Regions from separate parts of the Homo sapiens genome. Here all the other regions are linked to region 2. A link is a loop called in an ENCODE intact Hi-C map of the cell type or tissue named here. Cell type or tissue: chondrocyte. All regions are shown on one strand. Each heading gives the region's core, and the rest is flanking DNA. Links, peaks and the distances in the headings are about the cores only.

Region 1 (5,571 bases), core at 376-5,375, 210 kb before region 2:
TTTCCCAGCTCAAAGGCTGTCGGTAAGAATTCTCTCTTACTTAAGGGAGGGTCAGACTTTTGTTCTATTCAGGCCTTCAACTGATTGGATGAGGCACTCCAACTGATTTGGAAGCGCAATCTACTTTACTCAGTCTACCAATTTAAATGTTAATCTCATCCAAAAACACCCAGAATAATACTCCACCAAATATCTGGACACCCCAGGGCCCAGCCAAGTCGACACATAAAATTAACCATCACAGGGGGAGAGAGACGCAGATAAATAATTATATAAATAACTAAATTATATAGCATGTTAACTGTTAAAAACCATAGAGGGAAAAAGGTAGAACCTAGTGAGGAGGATCAGAAATATATATGGGGGGTGGGTTCCCACTTAAAATAGGATGGCCAGCACAGGTCTCATTGAGAAGGTGACATTTGAATAAATATCTGGAAGTGGCATTAGCCATGTAGACATCTGGAGGAAGGGCTCCCCAGAGAGAGGAAACGGCCACTACAAAGATCATGAGGTAGGAATGTGCCTCCAGTGTTTAAGGAGCAAGCAGAACCATGTAGCTGGAATGGAGCGACTGAGGGAGAAAGGGCCAGGGTTTGAAGTCAGACAGAAAATGACAGGGTGTTGGGGCACCAATCATGGGAGCTGCTGAAAGGATTTTGGCTTTTATCCTGAATAAAGCGGAGATCACCATGGAGTTTTGAGCAGAGGAATAACATGATGTGGTTTTCTTTTCTAAGGATCGCTCTGGCTGCTGTATTGAGAATAGATTATTGGAGGGTAAACGCAGAACTAGGGACATCGTATTCGAGACTACTGCAATAATTCCGACAAGAGATGAAGGCAGCTCAGGCCAGAGTGAATGTAGTGGAGATTGTGAAAAGTAGATTTTAGACCGGATGTGGGGTATCAAAGCAAATGAGGAGTCAGGAATGACTCCTTGGTCTCTGACCTGAACAACTAGAAGGATGGAGTCGCCATCAACTGAGATGGGGGAAATGGCAGAAGGAGCAGGCTTTAGCGCAAAGACCAGGAATTCCGATTTAGACGTACTGTTTCGGCTGCCCTCAACCAGGTGTTCCCAGGGGCCACAACTGATGAGTAATATCTGCAGTGCAGCTGCAATGGGCTTGCTTTTTTTTTTTTTTTGCCCCCTCCTCAGCTCAGTTCCTTTCTGGTCTCCACTCCTCAGTGTGTCTTTGCTTGGGAGCATCTTCTCACATTTTCAATCCAGTACACATGATTCATAAATGTGCTATATGTTCCTGTATTCAGTACAATTCAGTTCCAATTCAGAACAACACAGTGTATACATGCTCTGTTCCTCACCTACAAGAATGGCGCTTCTGGCCCTCAATCAGCCAGGGGTGAGCTCTGTATTGTTTCTCTCCTGGGGTTGACTTGTGCTGAGTCATTCACTCTGGCCAGCAGCAAAAGTCTGTGAGACAGCCAGCCTCCATTATGGGTACAGTCTGTGGTTGGCGGTGAAATTATTTTTGTTTAATTTCCCAGGTCAATTACTCATTATATCCTAAAACTTGTTGGCCTGTAGAGAGAAACAACCTTTAGCCTTGGTTTCATCTCTATCATATCTTAACAAATTGAGGTGAGAGAGAGGTGCACTATTTAAGTGGCTTATTTGGGTTATATGAGTGGATGCTGGTGGTCTAGCTTGCATTTTTATACTAAACATAGTGTCATGTAACAGGCATGAATGAACAAGTGAATGAATACACAAACTAACACTGAAGTGACAAATAAAAATTAAGCTTCTGAAAAGTCCAATGTGATCTGGGTAAATCGGAAATAAAATGTACCTCTCTAAAGAAGGTAATAGTTTATCTTGTTTTGATACAGATTTTTTATTCACACGTGAAGAAAATGATCAGATATTGTCTTTTATGTCCTCCTCTGTTTTCCTTCATAAACATTTTTTTCTGCCTGATATCCACTAACTCTGACCTCATGTTTTCTTGTTCTTTTTATCTGTTACAATATTTATTGAGCACCTACTAGGTGCCAGGCATAGTCCTAGGGACTTGCGATACATAAGTGGGGAAAATGGGTCTTTCCTTTGGGGTTTACAAGCAGTAAACAGACAGTAAACAACAGACATATTAGGGATATCGTACTATGAAAAAAAGGAGTGAAGCAGTACAAAGGGGTCAGAGGAGGAGGGGAGATTTTATTAATGTAAAAAAGGCTTATGTGAAAATATTTAGCTGACTACAACGTTTGACTGAACATTTGGTTGATGCTGTTTGATCCAGCCAGCCTGTCACATGCTAGCAGCTGATCAGAACGGAGTATGGAACATCAATGAGGAGAAATCAGGAAGTGGACAGGGATAAAAGCTGCTTTTCCCCCCAACTGGCTGACCTGAATTCAGCCACGCATAGGCTAAAGTTCACTTTCAATTCCAGCCACTTTGGACGCCGGCACATAGTCCAGGATATAATATGCCTGCTGCTGATCGGCAGCACAGAATAAAGCCTGCCAGCTGCAGTTCCATGTTCCTGCTAGACCCTCTGGTGCCTCACCAATCTTGTTTTTCTCTTTCAGTTACCTTCCCTCAGTTCTGCTCCTTCTGACTTCCAGCCCATAGACTTATTTGTGTTTTGATTTTTTTTGGTGACCCCAAAATACAAAGTTAAAATCAAAATACATGCACCCCACCACTGGCAAACATCACAAGAAGTTGGGAAATTTATAGAGAGAAAAAATAGACAACCATTTCCCATGGTTGATTATAGAAGATTTCTCTGCGTTTCTAAGATGTACCTTTCCAGCATCGCACATGGGTACTGCAAAGTACAGAACACAGTTCCTGCAAAGACCAGTAAGGTCAAACCCTTTCCTTCCTCCTGGCACATTAAGTACTCCTTCCAGAATAAACACAGGGACAAGGCTGGGGCCAAGAGCAGCTGAACTGGATAGACAATGGGATTTATTTGGTCCTCATCAGCAGGTCATGCGAGGAAGCCCGCAGAAATCTGAGAGTCCTGTGGGATGACTATCATCTTAAGATCAGTTTGCGGGGAGGGAAGAAATGAAAATTTACTGATTGCTTACTATAAATCACGCACTGTACTTTGTATTCTATATATTATGTAAACATCATAAAACTTTGGTGGAAACATTAGCATTATTATCCCTGTTTTATGAGTGAGGGAACAAGATCAAGAAATACTTAGTAACTTGCCCAAGATCATCTGGCTAGAACTGAGATTTGGACCCAGATATGTCTCGCTCCCACAGCTAATACTCTTAGGCAAAACAAAAAAAGCATTGGCTTCGGAACAGGAAACATCTGGGTTTAAACCGTATCGTTCACACTAGTCTGAGCCCCAGTATTCTTCCTATGTCATCTGTAAGGTTCTGATGACGATTACATAAGACAATATGTGCATCATGTCTGACACACAATAGAGGACTAAAAATGACAGCTGCTATTATTGTAATTATTCAAGCAATTTTACTGACCTCAAATACTGAAGAAAAAGCATATCATGGATAGCTGGACGAAATGGAATAATTATTGCTGAGTTAAACACTGTAGCTGATGAAAGAACTGAGAACATGGTGCCCACGATATGCGGTAAGAAGGACATGCTTACAATGCAGGCCCTTTAGAATGGGGTGGAAACTTAGGTCATCTCTTTTTGAGAATCTCAGGCAATTTACTTACATGACTCTGGGACATACTGGAAAAGGTGGAGAACAGATGGGGCACCCTGACAATCTCGGGGGCGTTGGGGGACAGTCCTTGGGAAAAGCTGTTCAAGTTCAATGCAAGGGTGCTAGAAGAACCCCAGGATCAGAAACTCACATTTCTGGGACATGATGTTAATGACACTGAGTTTCTACCGGCTCAAGGCAGAAGAAGAATGAAAGAGAAACAGATTTCTTTTAGTAGCACACGTCCTGTGGTTTACCCAGTGGAGCTATGGGCACAGCCTGAAGAGTTTACTTGCACGGGAAACAGACATGTCAGCAGGAGGGCTGAGCTTATAGCTGACATTCAGCCAAAGGGCACAAGGGCAGCTTCACCAGCTGTTAAGGCGCCATGATCCTTTATAGTGGTTGGCAAACAGCCACTTTCCAAGCCCTTTGGGTACCCCCTGCTGCCCTGGCTGCCCCAGTCTCTCTTCCAGGACTTCTCAAAGTCCCCAAACTCCAGCAATCCTGGCCTAATAGGAGGCCTCCAGGATCCTTCTCCAAGGCTCTCATTCTGTTTGTTCTGATTGGACCCATGCAGAATCTTAGGACTACAACCGAAAACTCATGGGCAGGACCTCTGCCCGCAAAGGCGTGCTGTTGCCATGGCAGGAACATCTAGCTTTGTGACTTACACCCCACCCAACCCAATACTCCATTTTAAAATTGCAAGTGTTTTATAATCCTCTTTTCTAGCCTGAAAGAAATTCACAGATAATATAAACTACATGTACACATCACTTTAAGAAATCCATATGGTGTCTAATTGTAAAATAAAGGGGAAATAAAAGGAAAGTAATTTCAAGACATAAATGCTTGGCCACAACAACACCAGGAAGATATGATGTAGTCTCAAAGTTGCAACTGCACATAGAATCCTGCAGAAAGAGATAGCCACAGATGTGGACTCATACAGATGAGTGTTTTAGCAAATCAAATACAAGAAGTCTTTTGGAGATATCTGGAGATGCCATTTTCTGACATGGAAAATAACATATGGTAAAAGTTCAGAACAAAATAAAGTGTCATCTTCCCTCAATTTGCACTGCAGCTGCATTCCAGGGTAATTTAGGATATATATTAAAATTACTATGCATATTAATATAGACTATGGAATGAAATTAGGTTCTAAGCTCAGATGATTAAAAATGTTTTTCACTTACATGCATACACAGTGGGTGACAGTCAAGTAAGAGGAGGGATAATGCATTGTGTTGTGTGTTGCTGAGCTTGTGGCATCTGCCCACCAAATGCCAAAAGAAACCTCCTGTATTTGACAACCTCAAGCATTTCCAAAATGCCCTTTTGGAGGACGTTAGCACCCCAGTGGAGAACTCAAGATCTGGCTAAATGGCACAACTATCATGATGGACCTACTAGATTACAAACTCCAGGAGGGCAGATCTGTTTTGCTCACTACAGTTTTCCCAGCTCCAGACTGGGATCTGGCAAATAGAATCTCAGCTAGTGTTTGTTAAATGAGAGAATGGATGCAAAACCCTAGGTAGTAAGGGGCAAGGCAACACATTTCAAGAAGCTAATCCAAACAGGCAAGCAGAGAGGTGCATGGAAGAGTGTAGTAGCAACTTAACTCTCCCTGTGATGGTAGCTGACACTGGGTAATGCCAACTGTGGGACATTTGGTCATTCAACACCCTTTGGGGCACCATGTGGGACTCTGAGGACTTAACACTGTTGCTTGTTGGAAACTGTACTGAATGGTAGTTACTGTATTCTGATTTTCTTTTGTTTTTTCTTTTGTTTTGTTTGTTTTCTGAGACAGAGTCTTGCTCTGTTGCCCAGGCTGGAGTGCAGTAGCATGATCTCGGCTCACTGCAGCCTCCGCCTACCAGG
Region 2 (5,571 bases), core at 315-5,314:
GTTGAACACCAAAGGCAAAACCTAACAACAAAATATACCACATTCTTTATTTGTGCATGGTTAGGCATTTATTATTCCTACATGTAAAATGCAATCACAACTTTCACTTATAAAAGATAAACATTCTTTCGCCACTTTAAAGAAACTATATGTATGTATATTTTTTAAAGTCAGTTTTATAAATGCTATCATTGATTCAAAATAAAGGTTTTAACAGAGAAAAGGTGAAAACTTTAAAAAAATCTGCAAATTTTAGTTGACAGACACAGAATCAGACCTTGGGAAAATGTTCATGAAATAAAATTAAGTACAGCAGGATTTGACAGTGAAGTTACATCTCAAATATTCTCACAGTTTTGAACCAGAATCTATGAAAAGTCTTTGTAATTTGGAACGTTCTGGGATGCTTCAGACAATGCTTTGGAAGATTATGGGTTTTACACTTTCCAGTATTAAAAATTCACAAAAAAAAATGTTTTTTTTCTGGATACTACATACCCACAATGTATTAGACAAATTTTTTTAACGCCCATGAATATTTGCACAAACACTCATTTTCTTGACAACCTAGTTTCCTTTTAAACCCGTTTGGATGGAAGTGTCAACCTCTTCCCAAAATTTCAGATGGAAAGGCTTAGGAGTGAAGAGTATATGATTTAATCAAACTTTACAAGTAAAGTTGCCTGACCAAAGAAAATATTATATTTGCTTAAAAATCAACTCTCAACTATTTGTGCTAATGCAAAGGGCAGTGTTGTAAATAATCCAAGAGGTATTGTTTTCCCATAGACAAAAAACTGCTCCCTTTTGGCAACTAATAGCTACATGACTTAAGTAAAATATTTCTCATCTCTAAGCATCAGTTTCTTTGTCTGTAGCATAGGGTTCTTGAGTAGGTGCAATTTCTGTTTTCTTTGATTGCTAATACTCTGTGATTTTATGTTGAAGGTTTACCATTTTGGGCCAGGCGCGGTGGCTCACGCCTGTAATCCCAGCACTTTAGGAGGCCAAGGCGGGTGGATCACCTGAGGTCAGGAGTTCAAGACCAGCCTGACCAACACAGTGAAACCCCGTCTCTACTAAAAATACAAAATTAGCTGGGTGTGGTGACACATTCCTGTAATCCCAGCTACTTGGGAGGCTGAGGCAGGACAATCACTTGAACCCAGGAGGCGGAGGTTGCAGTGAGCCTAGATCGCGTCATTGCACTCCAGCCTGGGCAACAAGAACGAAACTCCATCTCAAAAAAAAACAAAACCTTTACCATTTGGACATCGCCCCTACCCCTTAATGCTTCCCTTGGGTCTGTGTTCAAGTCAGACTGCCTGCTCTGAGCACAGTGCAACTGGTGCTAAAAGGAGAGACACCACTAAGTAGGGAAGTATATTAGCTGAAGTCGACAAATTTGGCCTATATAATCCACATGTGAATTATCTACAGGTGGCTAAAAATTGGAAAATTGAGAGCAGACTACAAATGTATGCCATATAGGAAACAGGTGAGACATGACTAACTCTTCTTCCTGCACGACCCCCAAGATCCATTTTTGCACACAGGTACATTTCAAGCCTTGAGAGGAGTATTTACAACTCTCATTTATGTTTAATGCCTTGGTAGAATAACAAGCCATGGTTCAAGTTTACTAAACACATCTACAGAAAGAGACAATGTCTTCTAAATTAGAGAATCATCCCACCCATAAATGGGGGGTTCTTGGAGAGGGGGGTAGGGGAGACAGACATTTCTCACCTGGTTGCATGATCCTTGGTTTTGCTCCTAAGTATGCCAGGTTCACGTTGGCCTTTCTGCCATCAATGATGGGATTGGGATCCTTGCAGGCCCTTTCGGCAGCAGCCCGGTCAGCCATGGTGACCTTAGCAACAGACACACACAGACATACATACATAACCTCTAAATTAACCCATGAAGGAAATCAAGAATCACAATGGAGAAGTCATTCATGATAAAACTGAGATCAAACTTTTTTTCTATTCTTTGCTTCTTTTGGCTGGACCCTCCTCCTTGATCTCCCATTTTTAACAGGCGGGCGGGGGCGTGGGGGGGGGGGGCGGGTAGACGAAGGAAAAAAGAAAGAAACCCTCTAACCCTGCCTCCCCCCACCCCACCGCCGAAATCTTAAGGGTGTTAGTAGGGCCTAGCCGAGATTTGGAAGCCTAAATTCTTGGAACTCTAGATCCTCCTTCCCCCGAATCCCCCGCCCCCCAGGTCCCTACTCAGCCTCAGAGGCACCGTTTGCTTTAAAGAAAGTCCAGCCTTACATCCGCCCAACGCTCCCAACCTCGAAAACACTCCCCAACGACAATAGCTATTGTCCTACTCTGGGGCTCCCTGCTCTTCGGCAGCTGAATTTGCACGCTTAAATCTCTAGGAAGGAAGCTTAATATGCTCTGTTTCAGTTCGGCAAAGAGCCCTAGGATCATGATTTAAAAGAACCTACCTTTGCAGTTAAAAGGCGGGGGGATGACACAAGGGCAACAGCCCCAGACCTCGTGGGGTGTCCCCTCCCTGCCCCAGCCAAAACACCAGAACACACGCATTTTTACAAAGCAACAGCGCGCTTAACAACCGGCATCCAGCCCGGGAATGCAATTGTTCAGGGTTGCGGCCCCTCCCTCGCAACCCTCCGCACCCCAAATCCCGCCGTCATTACAGGTCTCTCCTTTCACCCCTGCTCTGCCCTGCCCGGCCCCCGACCTCGCACAGCGCTGGGTCTTCTCCGAACCCCGCGAGGCTGGCGCCGACCCTCTCCCCTAGCAAAGTTTCAGTTCACCCCGGAGCGAAGGGGCAGCGCCGCTCTACCCGCGGGGCTCCTCACGGGTCACGCCGAGCCCCTCACTCCAAGCTCCCGATCCCCGGGGTCAGCCGCCACTCCGTCCCTCCCCGTCACCCCCAGTCCGTGCAACTTACAAATCCATAGCCCCGGGACTTGCCCGTCTGCCGGTCGGTGATGACCACCGCCTCCTCGATCTCGCCGAAGACCTCGAAGTACTTGCGCAGGCTGGCGTCGGTGGTGTGGTAGGGCAGCCCCCCGACGAAGATCTTGGTGTACGTCGTGTCCTTCTGGGTCGTGTGCATCTTCGCACCCGCCCCGCGGCTCGGGCTCCGGCTGCGGCTGCGGCTCGGGCAGCGGCTGCGCCTCCTCCTCCGGCTCCGCGTCTCCCGCACCCTTTCGCGGCCGCCGGGGGCCAAGGGCGAGCCCGGGGGCGAGGGCGGCGGCGCGGCGGGGGCGAGCGGCCGGGGGCGGCCGAGAGCGCCGGGCGCGCGGCTTCCGAAGTCGCCAGCGGCCCTGGAGACTTGACTTCGCTCTCTCCTCCCGCCCCCCCTGCCGGTCACCGTACAAATTCTCCGGATCGTCTGGATTAGAATCGGGTTCTATAGAATGTGCAAGCGGTTTCCACTCACCCGGCGGGGAGGCCAAAAATGAAAAGAGAGGGTAGTTCTCAAGCGAAGAAGCGGGTGCTTTAGAGGTAGATTTTTCTTCCTTAGGAATCAGGTGCCTTGGGTGGGGTGTGGGGAGGGTCCGCGGGAAGAGCGTCCGAGCGCCGAAGCGGGCGGGGGGCGCGGCGGCGGGGCCAGGGGCGAGGAACTCCGCGCAGCTTCGGCTCTGGTCTGTCCCTCCCGCCGTGGGATCTGGAAGACGAGTGCCGAGGACAGCTCTCCACCTCTCTGCTCCCTTCCCCCGCGGGCCGGGGGTCGACGCCCGGCTGGGGAGGGGGGCGGGCCGGACGCCTGCGATTGGCCGCGGCAGCACCTGGGGCGCCGGGCGCCGCCGCCCCCCAGCTGTTGGGAACAGCTGCTTCTCTCCCCGCGCGGCGCGGCGCTGGGGCTCGGGGCTCCCGCTCTGTAGCCGGCGATGGGGTAGGGCTGGAGACGCCTGTAGGCGGCCTGGCTCTCGGCGTCGCCTGCTCTAACCAGTCAAAGTCTTAGGGACCCGGCGCAGCACCAGCCGGGACCCAGGGTGCGGGGACTGTGCCCAAGGAGGAAGCTGCGTTGCTTTCCAGAGGGGACGACGCGAGCTTTTTGGGTTAGGCCTCGGTGACAGGGCCGGCGACCTGGACTGGCGAACTGGGGTCCCCAGAGGCCTGGGGCGATTCGCTGAGAGGCCAATCCCCTCCCGGGCGCGGGGGGTCAAGGAGCTCGGCCGAACGAAACCCAAGCTGGACACCCTGGGGTCTGAAGAGTGAGAAGGAGGGCCCCAACTTTCTTTGGCCCCAAAAAGCCAGTGCGGGGAAGTATCAGAGAGGTAGAGCCAGAAGGAAAAGAAAGATCTAGCGCTTGGGTGTAGTTGGGAAAACCATTAGCTTTAATTGCTACCGCCCAGCCAAACCAAGTAACCGGAGATACCTATGTCCATCAGGCACCGCCTTCTATTTCAGAGGACCATAAGTTAGTATTTTAGCCCCCACAGTCACCAAATTTGTCTTTCCTCCCTAACTTAGTTATTCAGGAAGATTGGTACAGATGTCTTAGCATAAGTCGTTCTTTTTTTTTTTTTTTCCCTAAACAAAGAATTAATCTATTTCTTTCTCTTTGAATTACAAGAATGTTTAGTGGCTTGACCTCATCTGTTTTTATCTGGATGTAAATGTAAAAGGTATAATTTTTGAAATCAACTTATTGCATAACCAGTGGTTTCTACCAGCAGACCTGAAAGCATTTGTAGAACATAGGGCACCCCATATATATTTATTACTTTACATCAGCTTTTTGCAACTTCTTTTAATTGAGAATTCATTCAATTAGGCCTTAAAATCAATCAGTCATACTTGAGGTTTGGATGAAAATATTTGATGTGAGCAGAAGGTTTCATCCACCATTGTTGGTGCACAATTGCCTTTTAAGTCCTTTCTACGGGAGTCTACAGTCCCTACATTAATCGCCCCTGAGCCGCACCATTTATTCCATTAAAACAATTCAGTATGTTAACCGTTAGAGAGGTGCATACTCTGTTTCTCTCCAGGACACCTTTGCAGTCAACCCAAGAGGGTGAGAAATGTTGCATTTGCAAAGGCTAATGGGAATGCAAATATTCTTGTGCAAAACATTAAATTCCGTTTTTCATCTTGCTGACTTCCTCATGAGGTTGACTTTTTGACGTCACTGGTTTCTTTAAGTTTGAACCCCCAGTGGGAGATATAGAGAAATCAGAAATCTATTAAAGTTAAAAACATTTTTTTCACCCGATTAAAAAAATAATAAAGAATTTTACAGACAGATGAGAGCCAGAAAGTGAAATTGTAAACACCCTCTCTTCATTACTTAAGTTAAAGGACAGGTTCAAAAACGACTCTCTGTGCTGGTATGATGAAAGATAATTTTTAAAAGTTAGAAAAACAAAGCAGGCGGGGAAAGAGAAGAGGCGTGTTTTTTAATATTCAACATCCATCTTGTGTCATTTAAGAATTACTGTACGTAGATGAGGCTCAGGCAAAACCCTTTTGTGAAGGGAAGCTGCTTAGAGAGAAGCCTTAGAAGGGCGCCTTTGGCTGTCTCGCCTTTCTTCCTACCTGGATTGGGAGCCCACCCTGGAGAGGACTGTGATAATATCAG
Region 3 (5,571 bases), core at 415-5,414, 110 kb before region 2:
AATGGTGTTGCTGTCAACATCTGTGTACAGGTTTTTTTGTGAGCATATGTTTTAATTTCTCTTGGACATATATTTACAATGGAATTGCTAGGTCATATGGTAACTTTATGTTTAATTTGAAGAACTGCCAAACTTTTCCAAAGTGAGGGCACCATCTTATATTCCCATCGGTGGTGTACAAAGGTTCCAATTCCTCCACATCCTCACCAGTATTTGTTATTATCTGACTTTTTGATTATAGCCATGCTAGTGAGTATAAAGTGGTATCCCATCGTGGTTTTGATTTGCATTTCTCTGATGAATAATGATGTTGAGTATCTTTTCATGGGTTTATTGGCCATTTGTATATCTTCTTTGGAGATAGCTATTCAGATCCTTTGCCCATTTTTAAATTGGATTATTTTTCTTTTTATTATTGAGTTGTAAGAACTCTTTATATGTTGTGGATACAAGACCCTTATCAGATACATGATTCCTAAATATTTCCTCCCATTCTATGAGCTATCTTTTCACAACTATCTAGTTCTTAAGCCCTAGTTTATAAACCTAGTGATGGGTTCACAGGTGTTCAGTTGAACATAATGTTCATAACTCACCTAGACTTAGCGTATTATTTTTACATATAAAATGTTACATAATAAATTAAAAACAAAACAAAACCTCATGAATAAAGATGTTAGGAAATATTCAAAACAAAACAAAACTCCATAATGCTCAAAATAAGTTAATGCTTTTCTGGAGGGTATTTAACTTAACTGCCAAGGTATAACAGGCACTCAAGAGAATGTGGCCCATTAATCCTTTCAATAGGCTCCTCTCCAGATTCTAGCACAGAATCAATCAGTGGGAGTAGCAAACTACTACTAGAAGGACAAATCCATTCCCTTCTCTCTTACTTTTGTGTTTTCTGCTCCTCCCTCAAGCTAAGAATAGTTTTTACATTTTTTAATGCCTGGAAAAAAACAGAAGAATATTTTGTTACTGGTGAAAAGTTCAAGGTTCAATGTCTGTAAATAAAGTAAAACACAAACATACCATTCCTTTAGGTATTGTCTTTAGCTGCTTTCAAACTATAACTGTGGAACTGAGTAGTTGCTAAGGAGACCATATGGCCTGCAAAACCTACATGTTTACTATCTAGCTCTTAACTCAAAGGTTTACCAAACCCTACCCTGTATCAACAAATTAAATTACTTCTCACATTAACGATGGGGAACAAAAACTTACTTCCTACTAGCAAAGACCACCTTGATAATCACCTTCCTGATTTCTCATAGTCAACTTCTTTTTCTCTTTATCCTTAAGAAGTATTTATATGACACTTTGATTGTAATGTTATTAAGAATTTTTTAAATTTCGGGATTCATGGAGAAGTCGCCTTTCCTTGCAAAATATGCAGTATATTCAAGAAGTCATGCTCCATCTACACTTAAGGTACTGAATTAACTATTTCACACACTTTTATTGTCTATCCATTACATGCTGTGAGCCAAATACTGTTTGGTGCCGTAGGAACTACCAAACAACCCATCCTTGCTTTCAAGAGGCTTGCAGTCTAATTAGACTCTAGTAACTATAAATCCAATTCTCTAAAGTTCACTCTACCGTTGTAATTTTACACTAAGTGGGCTTAGATAGTTTACCAAGAATTCTAAGGAACATAGCTTCAATGAAATCTACAGAAGCAGTAAGGAAATAGGAGTACTCAGTAAACTACAGTGCTCAAGTCCCAGAAGCTTCTGCATTTCCATAACTATAAAACCAAAGGTCCTAGATGTTTTTACCAAGTGTTCATCTCCACTCTGGCTGTTTGGACCTAGTCCCGGTTCAACTTCCTAAATGCAGTCACCCATACATACTCATTTTTAAGAATGCATCCATTCAAATATTGCTACAACTTGCAGCGAACACCACTCTGATGAGAATAAAGAAAAGGCCATCTGCAGGTTGATTTTTGGCCCTAAAAGTGATGATACGGCGGCTACTTCCACGAACACCCCTCTACCCAAAGCAGTCAGAGAGCCAGCGGCGGGTGCCGTTTTTCCGAGCCGTTCCCCCAGTCTCAGTTGCCTCTGCATTTTTTAGAAGTGACTCATCGCCTCAAGTCAGGTTCTGCAGAGGGGAAGCCAGGTCTGTTTCTTTCCAGCACTTTCTGATCGAGGTGGCTCTGGTCAGAGCCGGCGCAATGACTCCCACCCCCACCCCCCTGGAAGACTCACAGCCCGGTGGACGAGACCCCCCAAAGTTAGAGCGGCCGGGCGGGCGGCGGCGCTGGGGTGGGGAGGCCGCGGCCGCCCGCCAACCCCGGGCAGCTCCTGCCCGCACCCCGCCTTCCGAGCGGCCAGGACGCCGGAGCTGGGGAGGCGGGGGCAGGGCGCGCCGCTCCGCTGACCCAGATGGGAGTCCGCCCGCGCCCGCGCCCCGCGCCCGGGTCGCCGCGCCCCGGCCCCCGCGCCCGCGCCGCCTTTATTCCCCTCGCGCTGCTGCCACAGCCGCAGCGTCCCGGCCGCTTCCCTACCCCACCCATCGGGCTCAACTTGCCAGCGCCCGCCGCCAGGCGCCCCCCGCACCTGCACCCCGACCCCTCCCCGCCTCGCCGGGCCCCGACCGCTGCAGGATTACCTGCTTCGCTGCCCTGGGGTCCCGTCCTCGGCAATGCAAATCCGTGGTCGGCCACTCGTACCCTCCTCCCGCGGCCCTCCCCTTCTCCTCCCCTCTCCCTCCTCCCAGCTGAATAGGAGCCGGTGTCAGTCACGCTGCTCCAGGGGAGAGTCGCCGGCAGCTTCCGGAGCTCCAAATACAGACGAGCTGAGGGGGGAGAGGGAGAGCAAAGCCACGCGGGTGGGGAGTGGAAATAAAGGGGAGCAGAGAGGAGAAGGGGGTGGAGGAAAGGAGGGGCAGATGGGCCGTGGGAGAAAAGACAGGGAGATGGGGAAGGCAGAGCCAGGGAACGCCAGCCTGCCTGCCAAGCGCCAGGCTATGCGAGAAATGGATTCAGTGCATGAGGCAGTATTGCAAAGAAGTCTGGAAAGATCCGGAGGCTCCTGGCTGAAGGAGGCACAGATAGGTTGGATACCCGAAGATCTGTGCAGAGAAATGGGTAATGGATCCTTAGGAATCAAGAGACGGCATGTGTGTCCCCAGACCCAATATGAGGATAAAGGCTCTGGGAGGAGAAGGAGCTAGACAGCTAATGCTTTAGCGAGACATCAAGACTGAGTGCACTCATAGTGCGTGTGATGACATTTTTAAAAAGTATTTTATAAACAGCAACTTTTTAAATGTCCTGATTATTTAAAAATTAAAGTAACCAAACCCACTTGGCTTCTTAAGATGTGCAGCATATTTGTGGCCACTTCCCCTTTATATATTGATTATAATTGCAAAATTGGAGGCTTTTCTCTTAACGTCATTAGAAGGAAAGCATTGATTTTCAATTTTCATCAAAGTTTATTTCAGTCTAAAAAAGTGACTTGAAGCTCTTTATTGAATGAATGCCAGGAAAATAATTGCAGAAAAGAGAAAAAAAGAGGGGAAATGTAACTGATATCTTCTGAAAGTAAAATCTCCAAACAATAAATATGAGATGAATTTCTTAAAGGCCAATATTCTCTGTCGATGTTAAAATTGCACATAAGTTGGTTCTGTACATTATAAGGCTTATTCTGACCCCATAGGTCAGCACTTATACAAAGGTCATTCCAATTACACATTGCTCTCTGCTGACAGTAATGAGGTGCAGTGAGTCTTTGCTTCCCTTTGTCTGGAAAGAAGGGAAACAAAATGACATAAACATTGATCAATGAGTGCGTACATTGCATAAAGCCAGAGCCAGCACCCTCCCTATCCTGTGGATACCTTGCATATGGCGGGCATTCAATATGTTTGTATTAAATAATGAATGAATGGATGGATGGATGAAGTATGTATGCATTTAGAACATTTGTGTTCCAGAAATGCAGAAAAAATATATATCCATAAGAATCAATGTGTGCAGGATCACAGGGAAGTTCCAAGCATCCATTCATATGACTTTTTTTTAGCACTAACTTCAACAAACATTAGCACAGTATTTCCTTAGCTACATCTGTTTTTTATTGGAGTATAAAGTATTATGGAGTCTAAGAGTGGATGAGCCACAAATCCTGTCTTTAGGTTGATAATATAGTAGGAAGATGTGAAGAGTATAAAAATAACCACAGTTCTAGGAATGTCGTAAAAAACATTCTAAAAGAAGTATGAACAAATTTCCATGGATGTTCAGAAGAAAGGAAGGTTGCTTCTAGACTGGGGATTAGAGAACACTTTCTGATGGACATGAAAGTTGAGTCTTCATGCGGAAATGAGACATTAAGAGTGGATTGTGGAGGAAAAACCCTCAAGATGATGGGCAGGGACAAAAGTGGAGAGGTAATAAAGGATGGCATGTATGAAGGACAGTCTGTGAGTTTAGCTGGATTGGAGGGCTGTGGAAGCCAGGTATGGAAGGAAGGTTAGGCCCTGGCTGGTAGAGGCCTTCAATCTCAGCCTAAAATGTTTGAAGCCTAAGTAGTAGGCACTGGGGGACTATTGACCATTTTTGAGCATAATCATGATAGCAATGGTTAGTTTGGTGGTGGTATATAGGACTGGAAAGAGATAGGAGGCAGGGAAATCCACTAAGAAATAACTAGCTAGTCTGGAGGGGAAAGTAACGAGCCTCAACTTGAAGCCTGAACTCTTCCCTTAACTAGCCCTGTCATAGCATCTGTCTGCTATATGATGTCTCCCCAAAAGGGCTAGCCCCCAGTGAACACTTCTTCCTCACAACTCTTTGATACTTATTGTCCATATTTTCCAATTGGACCTATACATTCCAGGAAAATGGGGATTAGGTCTGTTTGGTTAATTGCTATTTTCTCAGGCCAGACACATGAAGATCACTGACTACGTATTTGTTGATAACATTTTCTTGTACAGGATTAGGTCAGAAAATAGTGGAATTGGAAAGAAGAGGACAGTAGCTGGGCTTTTCTAAATCTTTTCAGTTCCCCTTGAGATTCCAGCCCAAACCTGCCTTTCTCCTTAGCCCATGATCTCATGATGTGCCAGACAAGGAGGCTGATAACTGTGTTAACTTCTACTCCTTCAACTTTTCTCCCCTCTACCTCAAAATTTCTCCCGTCATCTCCTTTGTCCTGCATATTTCTTTTGAGTTGATGTCTCCTTCCTTGTCATTGCTAAAAGTATTCTGGTCTCTTCTTCCACCTTGTGCCCTTGTCCTTGCATTCTGAGCCACCTCCTCTGTACTGAGTTTGTCCCCATGGATTACACTCCAATTGCAACAGCGAAGGCTGAACTCAAGGGCTGATAACACAGTAGACTCAGGGGAAAAATCCTTTTTTCCCTATTTAACCTATGGTTAGAATGATTCTACTGCTCTTTTACCTTTGTTTATATGAAATAAAACTTTTTATGAACTCTTTTATGTAAGGGGCTTTGCTAGAATCTCAACAGAGGAGGTGACCCAGGACCTCAACATTCTATAAAGCTTATACAGTACAGTAGTCCCCCCGTATCCACGAAGGATAC

The links. Hi-C counts contacts between places; a loop is a spot of excess contacts. Peaks named below come from ENCODE experiments on the same cell type or tissue, not always from the same donor. Only the 100,000 strongest peaks of a DNase experiment are listed, where the experiment ranks them.
Region 1: a loop joins it to region 2, with 2.7 times the contacts of the local background. A loop is called at or near these places in 7 of 110 quality-filtered maps.
Region 3: a loop joins it to region 2, with 3 times the contacts of the local background. A loop is called at or near these places in 40 of 110 quality-filtered maps.

What each region holds. Positions count from the first base shown.
Region 1 is chr6:17,489,354-17,494,924 of GRCh38, reverse strand. The region is part of intron 4 of CAP2 (cyclase associated actin cytoskeleton regulatory protein 2); the gene reads right to left. Among named protein-coding and RNA genes, the nearest start is that of CAP2, 99 kb to the right of the region's middle. In chondrocyte, for the core only: no CTCF peak of the experiment used is centred there; no DNase peak of the experiment used is centred there.
Region 2 is chr6:17,279,107-17,284,677 of GRCh38, reverse strand. It overlaps RBM24 (RNA binding motif protein 24), which reads right to left and starts at 3,317. Exons shown (of 4, transcript NM_001143942.2): 1 at 2,929-3,317; 2 at 1,750-1,873; 3 at 1-21. The coding sequence starts at 3,096. In chondrocyte, for the core only: a CTCF peak has its summit at 3,392 (motif pointing left); DNase peaks (open chromatin) are centred at 2,877, 3,340 and 3,915.
Region 3 is chr6:17,390,798-17,396,368 of GRCh38, reverse strand. It overlaps CAP2 (cyclase associated actin cytoskeleton regulatory protein 2), which reads right to left and starts at 2,774. Exons shown (of 13, transcript NM_006366.3): 1 at 2,623-2,774. In chondrocyte, for the core only: a CTCF peak has its summit at 2,651; a DNase peak (open chromatin) is centred at 2,698.